2 separate regions of the Mus musculus genome follow, and region 1 is linked to region 2. The links are chromatin contacts, found by Hi-C or POLR2A ChIA-PET in ENCODE. All regions are on one chromosome and are shown on one strand. The core of a region is the stretch at or near the end of the contact, and the rest is flanking DNA. Distances in the headings are between cores, read along the strand shown.

Region 1 (7,648 bases), core at 3,043-5,542, 33 kb before region 2:
TGGATATTAGATCTATTTTAAATTTTAATTAACTTATTTATTATTGTGAATGTGGTTGGTGCGGGGGAGGGGGCACATGTATGTGGAGGTCAGAGGTAATGCCTCAGAGCCAGCTCTCTCCACCTTGACATGGGTTCTGGGGGTAGAATTTAGGTTGTCCACCTTGTACCACAATAGCCCTTATCCACCGAGACATTCTGCAGGTCTTGACATCAGGCATTGCTAGTACCTCCTATTTAGTACATTTGTAGTTTTATGAACTTACAATTAAAGCTGCTGTCTCTGTCACACCTGACCAATTCTTTGTTCACAGAAGACTATGATCTGTTCATGCTTCTTTGTATGTTTTCAGCATGTTTCTTGCTGAATTCTTCTAAAGGATGATGCTGTTTACGGCTGGAAATTATTAGGTGAAGAACAGTTTCTTTGAACAGTGCCTGTTGGGCACATGTTATTCAATACGTGTGTGCTGGGTGCCACTCTCCCACAGAATAAATAATTGATAGCTTCTAATCAAGGTCTTTGACTCTTCAGCATTTGAATCTCTTTATTCTCAGTTTGAACTCACAGAGAAGGGCTATGCACCAGACATGTAATGTAAGCCATTTATACAAGCATGCATTCTTCAGTGTCTACATCTGAAAATACAAAATAACGCTGAAAATAATTTTAATAATATATTCTAGTTAATTTAATATATAAAATGTTTACATTTTAATATGCAATGCATGTCAGTTGAAGAGGCACCTTACATCTTTTCTTTTCCTACTCTTTAAAACATATACATTTGCTACTTAGAGTTAAGCCTAAATCAGGCGCTATTTAGTGTGTGTATCTCTCTCTCTCACACACACACACACACACACACACACACACGGGGTGGGGCATGTGTATACTACATGTGTGTAGTGTATGCACCTTACTTCTTTGAGACAGTGTCTCTCAGTGAAGCTGAGCCAAGCCAACTAAACATCCTTTGCCTCCACCCCCACAGTAGGTGGGTACAGTCAGAGTGGCCATATCTGGCTTTTACACGACGCTGGGGATTCAAATTCAGGGCTTTGTGCTTATGTGGCAAGCACTCTTACCTGCTGAGCCACCTCTCCCGTCCTTAGGTGATACATCTTCATGAGACATACTTGATTTTTGTTTAGGTTTCAGAACATCTGGAGTTTAAAAAAAAAGTAGATTCCAACAGTCATGTTCTCTCTAAATAACTTTTAAAATGCCCAAACATGGAATCAAACTTGTTTCTGAATTTAAATTATGATGAAATCAATAAAAATTCAAATGACTTCTCAAGCGGGGAGGAGCCAAGAGTAGCTAGTGCTGCCAGTAGTGGCCAGTGTAGTTACAAAATTTCTTCCATGGGGCCATGGTTAACAGCACTCTTTAGCCGCCATCCATTTGGGTTTAGCACATTGTTGATCTCCATTTTTCTTGTTTTGGCAGAACCTCAATTTTCTTCTCAAACTTTTAAATCACTCTACCCCAGAAGCTTCTAAACTACACGTCACATTTTTTTAAATAGCCCCAAAGAGAATTGCTAGAAGCCTTAGAACATTCCCTCTGCCATTTTCACAAAGTCACAGTTATAAAAACCCATGTAGGAAAACGTTGCTTGTGGCATTTTCATTATTAAGGACTAGGGTTAAACAGTTTGACAACATCCCAACATCCCCTTATGCCGTTTTGCAGCAGAAGAGCACACAACTTTTTTTTTAATGGAGGTTTTGTTGTTTGTTTGTTTGTTTGTTTACCTATGAAAAGTGCATTTTTCACTATATACCAAACCTAGGACTGTGGGTGTTGCCATGAATTAAATGCTAGTTTTTAAAGGTAGAGTTATTTCTTGTCTATCTTACTCAATAGAATTATAATTCTGGGTTATTACAAATCATTCCCGAAGCCAGGCAGTGGTGGCACACACCTTTAATCCCAGCACTTGGGAGGCAGAGGCAGGCTGATTTCTGAGTTCGAGGCCAGCCTGGTCTACCCAGTGAGTTCCAGGACAGCCAGGGAAACCCTGTCTGGAAACAAACAAAAACAAAAAGAGAACAAGAAAAACAAAAATAACCATTCCCTTTGATGTAGCCCCTTTGCTAGGAAAGTTCCTTAGCAACAATATAACAATATAAAACTGGGTTCTTTAAATAATAACCACTCAATTCCAATTTCACTACTTGAGCAAAATGTAGCTAAGAGTTGTCTGTGTGGAAGCCACTGGGCTCAGATCCTAGGCTTCCCTTTGAGCTCTGTCTCTAATTAGCTCCATCTCTCACAGGGGTGAGCTCACGGTCTTGTGACTGGTACACCATTGAACACCCCCAGCCATTCCAGTTATCTTCTTCTGTGTCTCATTAGCCTGAGGTAGCTATGATCGTGAATAAGTCAAGTCAGAGGAATTTTGTGAAATGGAAATACCCATCAGGGTTACCAGAGGAATGAGGACAGGGGATAGCATGTGAATAGCCTTTGAAGAATGACATCTAAGCTACTGGTGGAAGCCTTGTTGCATGGGGGGAGCACCTTGCTTGCTTATTGCTAGGCTAATGCAGACATAGTTGGAACACAAGGGACTTCTGTGTTAGCAGGGGTGCTGAGTGCACAACCTCCAGCTGATGAGAAAAGTACAAACTCATGCTTCAGTATATCTCGGTGAACCCCGATTTCTGAAGGACTCTAAAAGTGTGCCATTCCCAGAGGCACACCATAATGCAGGCTGTGGCCTTGTCATTAGTTCCAAAGCCTAAGTGCTAGTTGAACAGTAGAGATGGCCACCAAAGTGGTCTTGGGATTTTCATTTGCTCTGTGGAATTGAGAAGTACTTACAACATAAGATGCTTGAGAAATAAATATGCAGCTCGTGTTCTAGAAGCGACTACATACGGTGTGTGTGTGTGTGTGTGTGTGTGTGTGTGTGTGTGTGTGTGTATTCCCTCAAGATATGGGTTTGCTATTTTTAGGTTCTTCTGGCCCATGTTTTAAGGGTCAAGTGTTAAGTTTTCAGAAACAACTTTTAATGAGTCAGGATAAAAACCATCTGGCACAGGAATTCTTCCTCAAATGGATGCATTTGGGAAAGAGGAGTTTCCCATCATCCCAAGATTCCCATTTGAGGTTGAAGAAAGAAAAGGAATAGGGAGATGGTAAAGTTTTATCCTAGAGGCCAAGTGTGCAAAATATCAGAGTAAGAATGACAACATTGCATGGGGACAAATATGCCCAGGACCTGGAGTGGCAGGTGGAGGGAAAGGCAAAGCAGCCTTTTGGAAGGAAGAGTTCCAGACAGACCACAGAGACAGCCTTCTTACTCTCTCTGAATAAGTAGCCTAAGTGACACTTCCTTGTATCCCAGGAAGTGACGATCAGCCACTGTAGACATCAAGTCTCACCCACTCCAGGGATGCTGTGGGGTGCGGGGAGCCCTCTTCCACATGCTTTCTGGGCCAGCTCCTTTCATGAGGCTTTTGTGCCTTTTGTCCACGCCTGCCCCTGAACAACACCTCAGGGCAGAAGGATGCTGAAGGAAGGCTCGAAGAAAACCAGGAATTAAACCAGAGGAGAATTTAAGGATGGGCCAAGTGGAGAGTAGGATGGATGGTACCCAATGCTCCCTCCAGTGAAACAAATAAAAAAATACATAAAAAAGGAGGAAGGAGGGGGATCGTTCTCTATTCGCACGAACCCCATGTGTCCCCAGTGCCGGTTTAAAAGCCACACAAGAATCAACATCAAATCGCAGGACGCCCGCCGGAGGTTCTGAGGGGACAGGCTGATCCGCGGGTGGGGCGAGTCACTAATGAAATCCGGCCCGGCGGGCGGAGGCGGCCCCGCATCCCTAATGAGGGAATGAATGGAGAGGCCCCTCGGCTGGCGCCCGCCCACCCGGCGGCGGCCGCCAAGAGCCTCGGGGCGCTGCGTGCCGTGCCGCGCCCGCCGCTCCGCGCGCACCGGCTCCGGCCGCCGAGGGCTCCGGCTGATCGCGGCGGGGACGGCGCGGAGCGGCGCGCGGGCTCGGGGCCGCGGGGCCCGGCGCGGATGCGGCAGCGGCGGCGGCGACGGCGGCGGCGGCGGCGGCGCTCACCTGAGGCGGCGTGCGGGAGGCGCTGTCAGGGCCGCGCTCGCCGGGCGCCGCGCTGAGGCAGCTCCGGGGCGCCCGCTCTCCACTCAGCCCGCCGCGGCCCTCCGCGCCCGACCGGCGTCCCCGCGGCTCGGTCCCCGCGTCCTCGCCCGCCTTCCCGCCCCGCGGCCTGCGGGAGCCGCGCGCTCCCCGGCGCGGCCTGCTCGCGCGCGCCCGCCCTCGCCGAAGCCCTCCGCGGCCCGCGACCCGCCGGACCCCCCGCTCGACCCCGCTGCCCGCGCAAGATGTCGGCGCGGACGCCATTGCCCACGGTGAACGAGCGGGACACGGAGAACGTGAGTCTCCCGAGCCTCCGGCGCGGCTACCTGGGCGAGCCCGGCCTGACCCCCTTCCCCGTCCTTCCCGTCCCTACGCGGGGAGCCCCGGGGCGGCCCTCTGCTCGGAGGGGGTCCTGCCTGAGGGGATGCGGAGGGTGATGGAGGGCAGAGGGTGGGCGTCCAGAGTGGCTTCGTGAGCACCCCAACATTCTGGTCGCGCCCCCAGCCCCCCACTCGAGTGAATGGATGCTTGCTTGGCTGCAGCCCACGAGCCAGCCGAACCTCTTACACCTCGGCTGTCCTGGGATCTTTCAGCCCTTTGCTTTTCTGGATTTTTTTGAGTCCTTTGCAAACATACACCCCACCCCACCCCCGCATTGCCCCATGACTTTGCTTTTTGTAACATCAGGTCCACATTGGGGGGTGGGGGGGGGCACGGGCACCTTAGGGATAAAGAGGGCAGTGAAGTAGAGGGGTGTGTGTGTGTGTGTGACTTTATGTCACTGCAATACTCTCAGTGAAGAGTGGAAGATTTCACTTACAGCTTCTGTAGCCCCAAGGTGAGAAAGAAAAGATTTAAGAACCCCAAGAAGCCAGCTGTCTTCTTCTCTTCCTCAATCCAGTGTTCGTGACTCAGGGACAGGTTTTAAGTACTTCTCCTCAGAGTGTCACAAGGCACATTTCTTTGAAGGCAGGATTTTTCTGTGTCTGATCAAATTGCCCTCAGGAGCTTCTTTGTTTAGTTTGGTTTGGTTTAATTTTTTTTTTTTTTTTTTTTTGTTTTTAAATCAAGATTGAGATGTTCACTCGCCGTATTTGAAGTCTAACAAAACCAAGAGAAAGGCCAATTGTAATTTCATCTTCTGAGACGGACGATTGTGTTTATATGTGTGTGCAGGTTCCTTTGCAGGAAAGGTGGCTTTCTGTCACTGTTGTTTTTAAAATTCTCCGCGACCTGCCAAGGGGCCCGGAGGCTCCAGAGGGTCTGGCCTGATTGCTGACAAGTTTTAAGGAACTAGGGGGTTCTAGGCTTTGCGTGGCCGACCAGAGAGCTCTCTGGGTGTCTACGCCCCTCATCGGTCCTCCAGTGCTTAATGTACCAGTGACTTCATAGGGATTGTAAAGTAAAAATACTCAAGTGCTTTGGTGTTCTGAGACAAAAGATAGGGGAGGAGAGACAGGCAGGCTCGCTTTTCGAAGGGGCAAATGAGGCACAAACATGGGTGTTTTATCTAGAGAGTAGGGTTTGCATGTACTATATTTATTTGAAGGGATAAGAACACAATTCTACAGAGACCATTGTTAGAAGAACTAGGAAATTGTATGGGAATGCTTTGTCCTCTCCTGTGTCCTACACTTGAAATGATGAAGACACCAGGGCTGTCACCACCGTCGTACCTTGTTGCTCAGTTTGCACCGTGACTGTTGTCTTAGAGATGACACGGCTGCATAATTTTCACTGAAAGGCTAAAGGAGGTTGGAGGAAAGGGTAAAGAATTTGGTGGCGGTAGGTTTTCAAAGGTAAAGATTTATTATTAAGAACATCCTGTCATTTAAGAGTGACCGTGAGGAGTCAAGCGGAAGATGACCTTTGTTTTAGGGTCAGAATTCTGTGTGTTAACCTAATGTGGAGAGGCCCCGTGGCTTGGTTGTGTCCTGGGGTTTGACGGCTCGGCCTCTTGTTTAGGCGTGTGTGGATAGGGCTCTTTATACAGACATGGGATGGCTTTATAGGAATAGGCAGCAAGGAATTGTACCCCACGCAGCTTCCCATGCAAGAGCAGAAGCACAGCCAAGGGCACTTTAGAGCCTAGCAGTCAGAGGTTGTACATCTCGTTGAACCTTCCGAGGACGGTTGTGCTGTGTAAACTCACGTGCTTTGTGTCTGAGCATGTTCTTTCAGAGCCTCTGCGTGGTCTTGTTTCTACTCTGGTACAACATAACTGTCCCTGCATTTAGCTTACTTTATCTACTATGTCCTGATTATCTCCTCGTTGCCGTGGAAAGCATCCCCTCTGCTGTGGCTGTTAATTAATCGATGAATATGCACTTAACTCTGATTTTGACCTGGAAGGGAACGCAGAAAGGCTTTAGACAAGGCCTCTCCCTACTCAGAGCTGACAGGAGATGTCAATGCAGTCCCAGGTAGTGTACAGTAGAAGACTGAGGATAGCTAGGGCTAAACTGGCTTTGTAAGTGTTCCAGGTGTTTATTGAAGAGGCCACCGCTGGAGGCTGTTAAATGACCACTGGAGTCTTAAATAGCATTATCCATGGTGCCTACCTGCCATCAGTGAAACAGAGTTACCAGTTGGTTTGTCAGTGCATGAATTAATGCCAGCACGGTAGCCAAAATGTGCATTTATTTGTAATCACACAGGACATTTTTAAAGTATAGCCATACTTACTAAGAATATCCATACAAAAATATTGACATATTTTAAAAATATCTATGAAAAAATGTTTACTTCGTGTGACTTTTAGATCTTTTTCTTGTAAAGATAGTAGCCAAAACACTATTACTCTTAGAAATTAAAATAAATAAATACAGTGATTACTAAACAGTATTATATTGATATTTGCAGGTAATATAAACATTTCTTAATCATAAAGTAAACATTGTATATCTATACGCATATACACACACATATATATATATATACGTATATATATATATATATATATATATATATATACGTATATATATATACACACACACACACATATACGTATATGTATGAGTGTATACACACACACACACACCATACAATTCCAGGAGTGTGTGACCCTGCTGTCTCACCTATGACTGTGTAGAGTAGAGACAGAGTTGTTCTTTGGGAACATTCAGTGTGGTCTTCCAGGAGTGCTCATAGATAAAGGTTTGTGTGTGCCTGGTTGACAGGCCTCAACTGAGTAAATATGACAGGAAACAGTGATTAACTCTTAAGGCAGTAAACACTGCGTAGTGAAGAAGAGACATGTTACAAAAGAATAGAATCCCTGTAAAATGCGTTTCACTTTATGTTGTAACGAGTAAGTCTAGGAAAATAAAAATGTTTGAAAGACTTGTTTTTCTTCTCTTCTTTTTTTTTTTTTTATTTTATTATCAGGCCATTCTTGGATAGTGCCAGTATCGATATAGGAGTTATACTAAAATATATTACTAAATATGTCTCTTTCTTCAATGAAACAATTTTGTAGGTGTTTTGGAAAACCTTTGCTGACACTCCTGCTGGTGGGTCAGCAAT
Region 2 (7,405 bases), core at 1,180-3,679:
TGGTTTGTATATGCTCGGCCCAGGGAGTGGCACTGTTAGAGGGTGTGGCCATGTTGGAGTAGGCGTGTCACTCTGGGTGTTAGCTTTAAGATCCTCATCCTAGCTGCCTGGAAGTCAGTATTCTATTAGCAGCCTTCAGGTGAAGACATAGAACTCTCAGCTCCTCCTGCGCCATGCCTTCCTGTATGCTGCCATGTTCCTACCATGATGATAGTGGACTGAACCTCTGAACCTGTGAGCCAGCCCCAGTGAAATGGTTTCCATTATAAGAGTTGCCTTGGTCCTGGTGTCTGTTCACATCTAAAACCCTAAGACAGTTCCCTACCTAAAGACCTGTGCTAGGAACTGCAGGATGGTTCATTGATTACAAATACACACTGGATAGCTGTGGTGACATGACTTTAATCCCAGCATTTGAAAGGCAGAATTCAAGGCCAACCAGATCCACATATTTCCTAGATAGCCAGGTATGCATAGTGAGAGGAGGGAGAAAAAGAGAGAGGGGGTGGGGAGGGAGAGAAAGAGAGAGCACACCGTCTGAACGGGTTCATTGGCGTCAGGTTGGTAAGGTCTCCAGGTGGCCTGAGCACAGGCTCCCTGTGTACACACAGATTGATGCCAGGTCATGTGGAAACACACTAGGTTTCCCATTGTCCTTCACCGTTTCAGACCATTTCATGCGCCCATGCCTGTCTCTGCAGCAGCGTTGGCTCTCCATGGGCACTGCTTAATGTGGGTCTCCAGTTTATATGCTTGACTTTTCTCTCGAACTGAGCCTAAAATGCTATTTTTTCTCCTTAAGAACATTTGTGGGAAAACCTCCAGGAGAACTCTTACTTTACTCTTCTTATTCTCATTCTTTTCTTTAGAACTGGTCTTTGTTTTCCCCCTCATCGTGTTTCTCTGAGAAGAGCCATGTCCCGTGTGTACACGGGACAGCACAGAGCGGTAGTAGAGACACCTGCTTTATGTGGCAGGGCTTAGGATCCAGTGCCGCAGTCTCCAGCTTTGCTTCAGTGAAGCGTTGTTTGCCATGGCCTTGTCATTAACAGTAGACTATTGTAAGTGGGGAATGAGCAGGACTTCAGGGGAAAGTAATACAGTTTACTTATACCGAGATGTTTGCCCATTCCTTTCTCACAGCATAAATTCAAGCTGTAACGTGGGATCCAGGTTTCTCAGCCTCTTCTGTCACTTGGAGCCCATTGATGTCCTTGGTTAGTCACACCCTGCTTTAGAACAACAGTGGTACCAAGTCCTCCTGAGGGCTATGACGTCCCTAAGGTCATTTTCACAGAACTCTCTTAGCTCTTTGGCAGAACAATTCACAACTTCCATTTGTTCGTAAGTTAAAAGGAGCAGACAAAATGCTTACATGTGGCTGTGTGCGGACTCCAATGACTTAAAATTTAAACTTACATTTAGTGTGTGTGCACATGTGTGGAGTCAGAGGTCAACATGTAGGAGTCAGTTTTCTCCTTCTGCCTTGTGGTTCCTGGGACTTCAACTCAGGCCATCAGCCTTGGTGGTAAGCCCCTTTATCCACTGAGCCAGCTCACTGGCCCTGTCACACTGAGTTTTGGGGTGCTGTCTATTGAGGTGTGGTACATCTTTGATGTTGGATCTATTCTAGAGGGGGACACTTAGGACAACTGCTGTTAACTCGGAACAGAGAGGACCCAGGACTCCTCAGCCCAGTGTTCTCGCTGTAGCAACAGCCAGAAGAGACTACACATGTCCTTGGGGCAGTGTGAGATGGCACGTCCCATGCATTCAGTTGGGTGTGACAACCAACTGAATACCTCAGAATACCTCAGAAAGGCATCTTGAAAGGAGAAAGCTAGGTTTGGGCTCAGTTTCAGTCTCTGTAGTCATTTGGTGAGGCAGAACACCACAGTAGAGAGGACACAATGGAGCAGTTTCTCACCTATCACAAATGATTTAAAGAGAGAGAAGGACAGAGAGGGTGAGGAGGGAGGGAAGGAGGGAGGGAGGGAGGGAGGAGAGGGAGGGAGGGAGGGAGGGAGGGAGGGAGAGAGAAGGGGTGGGAAGGAAAGAACATGGAAGGTGCCAGGGTCTCAGTACACTTTGGTTTTTTTTTTATTTTGGGGGGTTGGGGTTTTTGTTGTTGTTGTTTTGGTAGGTTGGTTTTGTTGTTTTGTTTTTTCAAGACAAGGTTTCTCTGTGTAGCCCTGGCTGTCCTGTAACTCACCCTGTAGACCACTCTGGCCTTTAACTCAGAGCTTTGCCTGCCTCTGCCTTCTGAGTGCAGGGATTAAAGGCGAGTGCAGGACCCGTCCTCAGTATCTCTTTCAAGGGCTTGCCCCTGGGCCTTCCCCTTACAGCCAGGTTCTGCCTCCATGTTCCTCTCTCCTCCCAGTGGTGCCATCTGCTGGGGACAGACTCCTCAGCATCCCTGCCTTTAGAGGACATGCCAGACCAGACTATCACATCCTCACGAACTCTGGTCAGGTCTTTGGTCTCTTCCTCTGACCGGGTTGTTTCTGGTTATTGGCAAAGCCTCTGTCCAGCCCCGTGAGGCTTACCACATGGGTGAGGGCTGATAAGGTGGGCGCTCTGTAAATGCTCAGCTCTGAAGGAGTCCTAAGACAGAGTTTGAGTACGCAGAGCCTGCTAACGTTAAGGCAGGAGCAAGATTCGAGGAGCAGCGCAGGCTTAGTGAAGGTCTTTGTGGTAAGGAAGACTCATGGGAATCTGGCTGCTGAAACTGCCACCTGCTGGCTGCAAGGCCAGTGGTGATCTGTTTTCCTTGCTCAGCTTTTGCTGTCTTCCATTTGAAATGGGTAACGCTATCGGCCTCTCAGACTTACAAGGCTTAAGTAAAGTTATGTTTACACAGGCACTGGCGCAGAAGACAGACACTGTCAGTTTCCCTAAGTGACTGTTCTTGCTATTGCTCTTGGACTAGCAGCAGCTTTCCTAGTCTGAGGGATTATGCCTAGCTGTGAGAATACTGTGTTCACTGTGGGAGTTCAGACAGCATGGGGGAGAAGCAGCCAGATGAAGTAACCACCGTGGTCCAGCAATGGCTGGTACCAAGTCATACTGCTTCACTGTACCTCCAACCACAGATTGTCTCCATCTACAGACTGGAAGACAGTTGTGCTCAAAGCCACTGTTGTTGGTCACGCAGGTGAAGAAACCGTTGCCTGGAGAGGCTTTTTTTTTTTTTTGAAGTGATGTGCTAGGTGCCAGGTCCCATAAGTGTGATTTGAATGGTTTGTAGTTTGCTACAAACTGAAGATGGCAGATGGCAGCACACGAAGTGTCTGTAAGCATTTGGTGAGGAAGTTCAGGCATGATCTGGTAATTTACCAAGAAATCAGTGCTTAGGAGATAGGAACCAACTACTTGTAACAGTTTAAGTATTTTTGATGACAGGTGATAGATTCAAACAGATGAGAAGTTTTAATGTCCAAAGGGTTCCCAATAAACTCTTCTTTCCAACCTAGAGTTACCAAGTAGAGGGATTCTGTGCACATACACTTGGCCGTTTGTATCTGTGGCCTGTATTCTTGGATTAAACCAAGAATGTTCTAAATAAGTAATCTTTAAAAGCAGTAATGGCATCTGTACTGGGAGTCTGTAGACTTTCCCTTCTTACTGTTCCCTAAGCAGTGTAATGTAGGAACTGTTTGCACAGCATCTACATTGTCAGGTACTGGAAGCTGCCTACAGGTGATTGAGGGATGTAAGAGAATGGGGTAAGTCGTGTGCAAACGTGACACCATTCTACCTAGAAGGAACTTGGGAATCTGGGGCTTTTGTGCCTTTGATGATGGGTGGGGTGGTCCTGGACCCTTTCTCCACAGAAGCCAAAGTGTGGTGGTATGAACAGATGTAAAGCTTCCTGAGACACAGGGCAGCATTTGATTCTTCGTGTGATTTTTCTTTTCTGAGTATATGTGAGGGATTATGCCATATCACTGCACATGTGAATATCTTATTCTTTAATTCCTTAGCACTCTACTTCATGGGGATATTTAACCACATTCCCCCGATGGGTCTCTAGGTTGTGTCTCACCTTCAGTAATTTTATTTATTTTAAAGATTTGTTATTTATTTATTTATTTATTTTGTGTTTTTGTTTGTTTGTTTGTTTGTTTGTTTTACAATAGGGTTTCCCTGTATAGCCCTGGCTGTCTTGGGACATGCTCTGTAAACCAGGCTGGCCTTGAACCTACCACCCAGAAAGATTTATTTTATTTTATGTGTGTAAATAAATGCTTTACTTGTGTGTATGTATGCGTGCCACATGACCATGGAAAGCAGAAGAACTGTAGTTACAGATGGCTGTGAGCCACCATGTGGGTGCTGGAATTGAACTCAGGTCCTCTGCAAGAACAGCCAGGGCTCTAACCACTGAGCCATCTCCTCAGCCCCATTGTCTGTAATTTTAAATATTGTGTTAAAGCGAACAAGTTTGACTTACATATAAGTCACTTCACATTTCTACATGTGGGAGTTTTATTATACATAAAATTCTTAAATGAAGCTCATAGAGCTGTTTACATTTATTTATTTTTAAACCCACAAAGTCTCATTTGTGCCGACCACGTGCTTATGAGTATGGGTTCCACTGCAGTAGGTTGACCTGCCTGAGGCCACACCCTTACAGAAAAGTGACTGCTCCTCCCCCAGCGGCCCTCAATGTCAATAGATTCTGGAGCCCCTTCCCCACCTCATGTGGAATAGTGACTAGCTTGCTCTTGTCCAGGCAACCAGAGCTGTGATTTCATGAGTTCAAGGGTCCTGTCCCACCCAGAAGACACGTCTTCCCGTGGGGGCTGAGCTCTCCACAGACACTGCACTGGAGCAGTTGTCAGTTTCAGCACTAACTGCAGCCCACTGCACAGCGAGCGTCTGTACTGAGGTGTGGGGACTGCGCTAGCCTGTGTGCGTGAGGATCTGAAGCCAGAGTGCAGTTGGATACTAAGGGTGTGTTTTAAAGAGAAATACTCTATCTGCGGTGGTTAAGAGTAACCAGAGAGGGAAGTGGTGAGGCAGGGTTGGAGGCTTATCAGTATGCTGGGAGGGCGGTGTGGAGACAGCACAGGCTAGAGCTGTTAGAGGTGTCTACAAGGTAAAACTACAGTTCCTGACAGACTGGATGTGAGGTGACGGAGTGGGAGGGCTGGGAACGGAGATCACGTTAGGAATTGTGAGGTTGGGGTGTGTCGAGGTTCAGTTGTTGGCAAGCATCCAAGTGGACGTGTCAAGGTGACAGCACATACGTCTGAAATTCAAGAGAGATACCTGGAGACAGAACTTGTCTGCATACATGCTGCTTCAGGCTCTGAAACCAAGCAGAATCATCCCAGCAGTTGATGTAATGGGACAGAGAAAACAAGACACTAAGGTTGGAATTCCTGGTTTACTGCAGAATCAGAAAGCTGGGAGAGAAGGGACATGAACAGGGAGATCTAGGACGGCAAGATTATCAGGAGGAGGGTGAGCAGCTGCTGAGAGCTACTTGCAAGCCAAGAAGACATGTCTGCTTCTACATGTCAGCTCCTTCCTTTTGAGGTGCTGTCCAGTGTAGTGATTGTCAGCAGGAGTTCCTGACCTGGGAATCCCTTCAGTTTGGCTCTCATGCTTGCATCTTCTGAAATTCTGCAGGTTGATCTCATAGAGCTGGGCACCCATCCCTCAGTCTTGGATGGGAACATTTCTCTAGAGAAAGTACCACTGTTGTTTGGTCATGTGTGTTTCTAGACATTTTTTTCATGGATGAGTCAGGAAATAACATTATTTTAAAAAATACATTAACTTTTAAAACTTGCTTAATAGTTTTTTGTTAGCTATAGTTTGATATTTTGTGGGAATGATACAAATTTCATCTTCTCAAGAGAAAAAGGTTTAAAATATGTTTTTCCTTTGAGAATTTCATACAATATATTTTGATCAAGATAATGGCCTTCACTAGGCTTACTGAGGGCTTAGGGCTTTTTTTGGCTAAAAATGTATTCCAATAAGGATATAAATTCAAAATATAGTTTTAAAATCTCTTAAAATATATTTTTCTTTCTGTTTATATCAGTTTGGCATCTAGTGAATTTGTTTCAATTTGTATTAAATATTTCAAGATTGGGGGGGTTGTACGTTTTTATCTTTAAAAAATGATTAAAGAATTTGCATGGCTTTAAGGAATCTCCCTGCTCCTCCACTGGTGACCTTAAGTTCACCCTTCTAGGGTTTGTTTCTGCAAGCGAGTGCACACGCGTGTTTCCTGGGGTCATTCTTCCTCCACGATTCCCCCTTGTATCCCTCCCCTCACTCTAGCCCCCATTGTCCTTCCACAGAAGTTGCTGTCCTCGTGCCCATCCCCTCAGATGGGAAGTTTTCATGTAGTATGTGCTCAGGAGCAGTGTGGGAGGACTCTCCTCCATTTACCTCCCATGAAATGACAGCTCAGTGAAGTGTCAGAGTCAAGTCTCTGCTGTTCCCTGGCAGCTTGTGAGGTGGGTGAACTGGGAAGGGTGCCTCAGGGAACCCCAATTAGAGAGAGTCTTTGCCTAGTCCGTGGTGGAGTGAGCGTTCCTTAGATTCTGGCCTTTATTTTTGTTCTAGAATGAGCACATTTGCTGTCCTCAGCAGGATGAGGAGTCAGGGAAATGTGAGGTGATCTTGCCATGCGTTCTCTCAGGAGCCCAGTAGTCTGTTTGGTCGGGGTATCAGTAAAAGGCCTCTGCACTCTTCCTTTCTGCTTTATTAACTTGGAGTGTTGGGGGGGGGTAGCTGCATCCTTTCTGATGCTGTAGCTCATTGCCCCTGACTTTAGTAATCTTAGAGGGTCTCAAAGAAGCAACGAGAACGTGTTGTTGTGTTGCCTCCTGCTCCCCAACCTCTGTTTCCAACTTAGATTGTAAGGACATCTATCCAACTCTGTCTAGCAGTAAACAATGAGTACGAATCCCAGTAATGTAACTAGTAATTGGAATCAGTTTGGCTAAGTTATTCAACCTGATGCATGGTGCATACTAAGTAAATGCTGGCTCCTCTTTCCTTCCCCCATTCTCGTACACACATTTTCTAAACCATTTTATTGATTCTTTGTGAATTTCACAACATTCACCCCAATCCTACTCATCTCCCTGTCCCTTTGTTATCAGCTCTCTGCCCTTGCAACTCTCTTTGTGGAAGCTGTAGTGTGTTACAGTGTGTCCCACGGTATACCCTTCGGTATACACAGGGTATACCCTTCTGTATACCCTTCGGTATACACATCTTTACTTGCAAATGGCTCATTGCAATGAGTCACTGATCTGCTTTGAAGCCTCTGGCTTCTGCTACACTATCAATACTGGACCCTCACAGAGGCTCCTCTCAGATATCCTGTTGTTGCCATATGTCAAGGAGATCCTGCAGCTTTGGATCTGTAGGA

What was found. A loop is a pair of places that touch in the nucleus more often than their neighbours do. ChIA-PET counts read pairs that join two places held with the same protein, here RNA polymerase II (POLR2A).
Region 1: a loop to region 2 is called in a map of left cerebral cortex, with 5 times the contacts of the local background. The contact joins the promoter of Mark1 here to the enhancer-like site in region 2. A Hi-C loop is called at or near these places in 2 of 37 maps with a recorded cell type or tissue (both left cerebral cortex). POLR2A ChIA-PET finds 5 or more read pairs at or near these places in 1 of 5 experiments (embryonic stem cell).

What each region holds. Positions count from the first base shown.
Region 1 is chr1:184,996,193-185,003,840 of GRCm38, reverse strand. Mark1 (MAP/microtubule affinity regulating kinase 1) reads left to right here and starts at 4,292. Exons shown (of 18, transcript NM_145515.2): 1 at 4,292-4,419. The coding sequence starts at 4,369. Gm39728 (a long non-coding RNA gene) reads right to left here and starts at 4,275. Exons shown (of 5, transcript XR_865821.3): 1 at 4,088-4,275; 2 at 1,089-1,166.
Region 2 is chr1:184,961,138-184,968,542 of GRCm38, reverse strand. All of the region lies in intron 1 of Mark1 (MAP/microtubule affinity regulating kinase 1), which reads left to right. Among named protein-coding and RNA genes, the nearest start is that of Mark1, 35 kb to the left of the region's middle. Within about 2 kb of position 2,429, at least 1 of the 3 ENCODE cell types and tissues checked has a DNase peak (open chromatin) inside an H3K27ac peak, as active enhancers do; it is left cerebral cortex, where a contact is called at or near this core.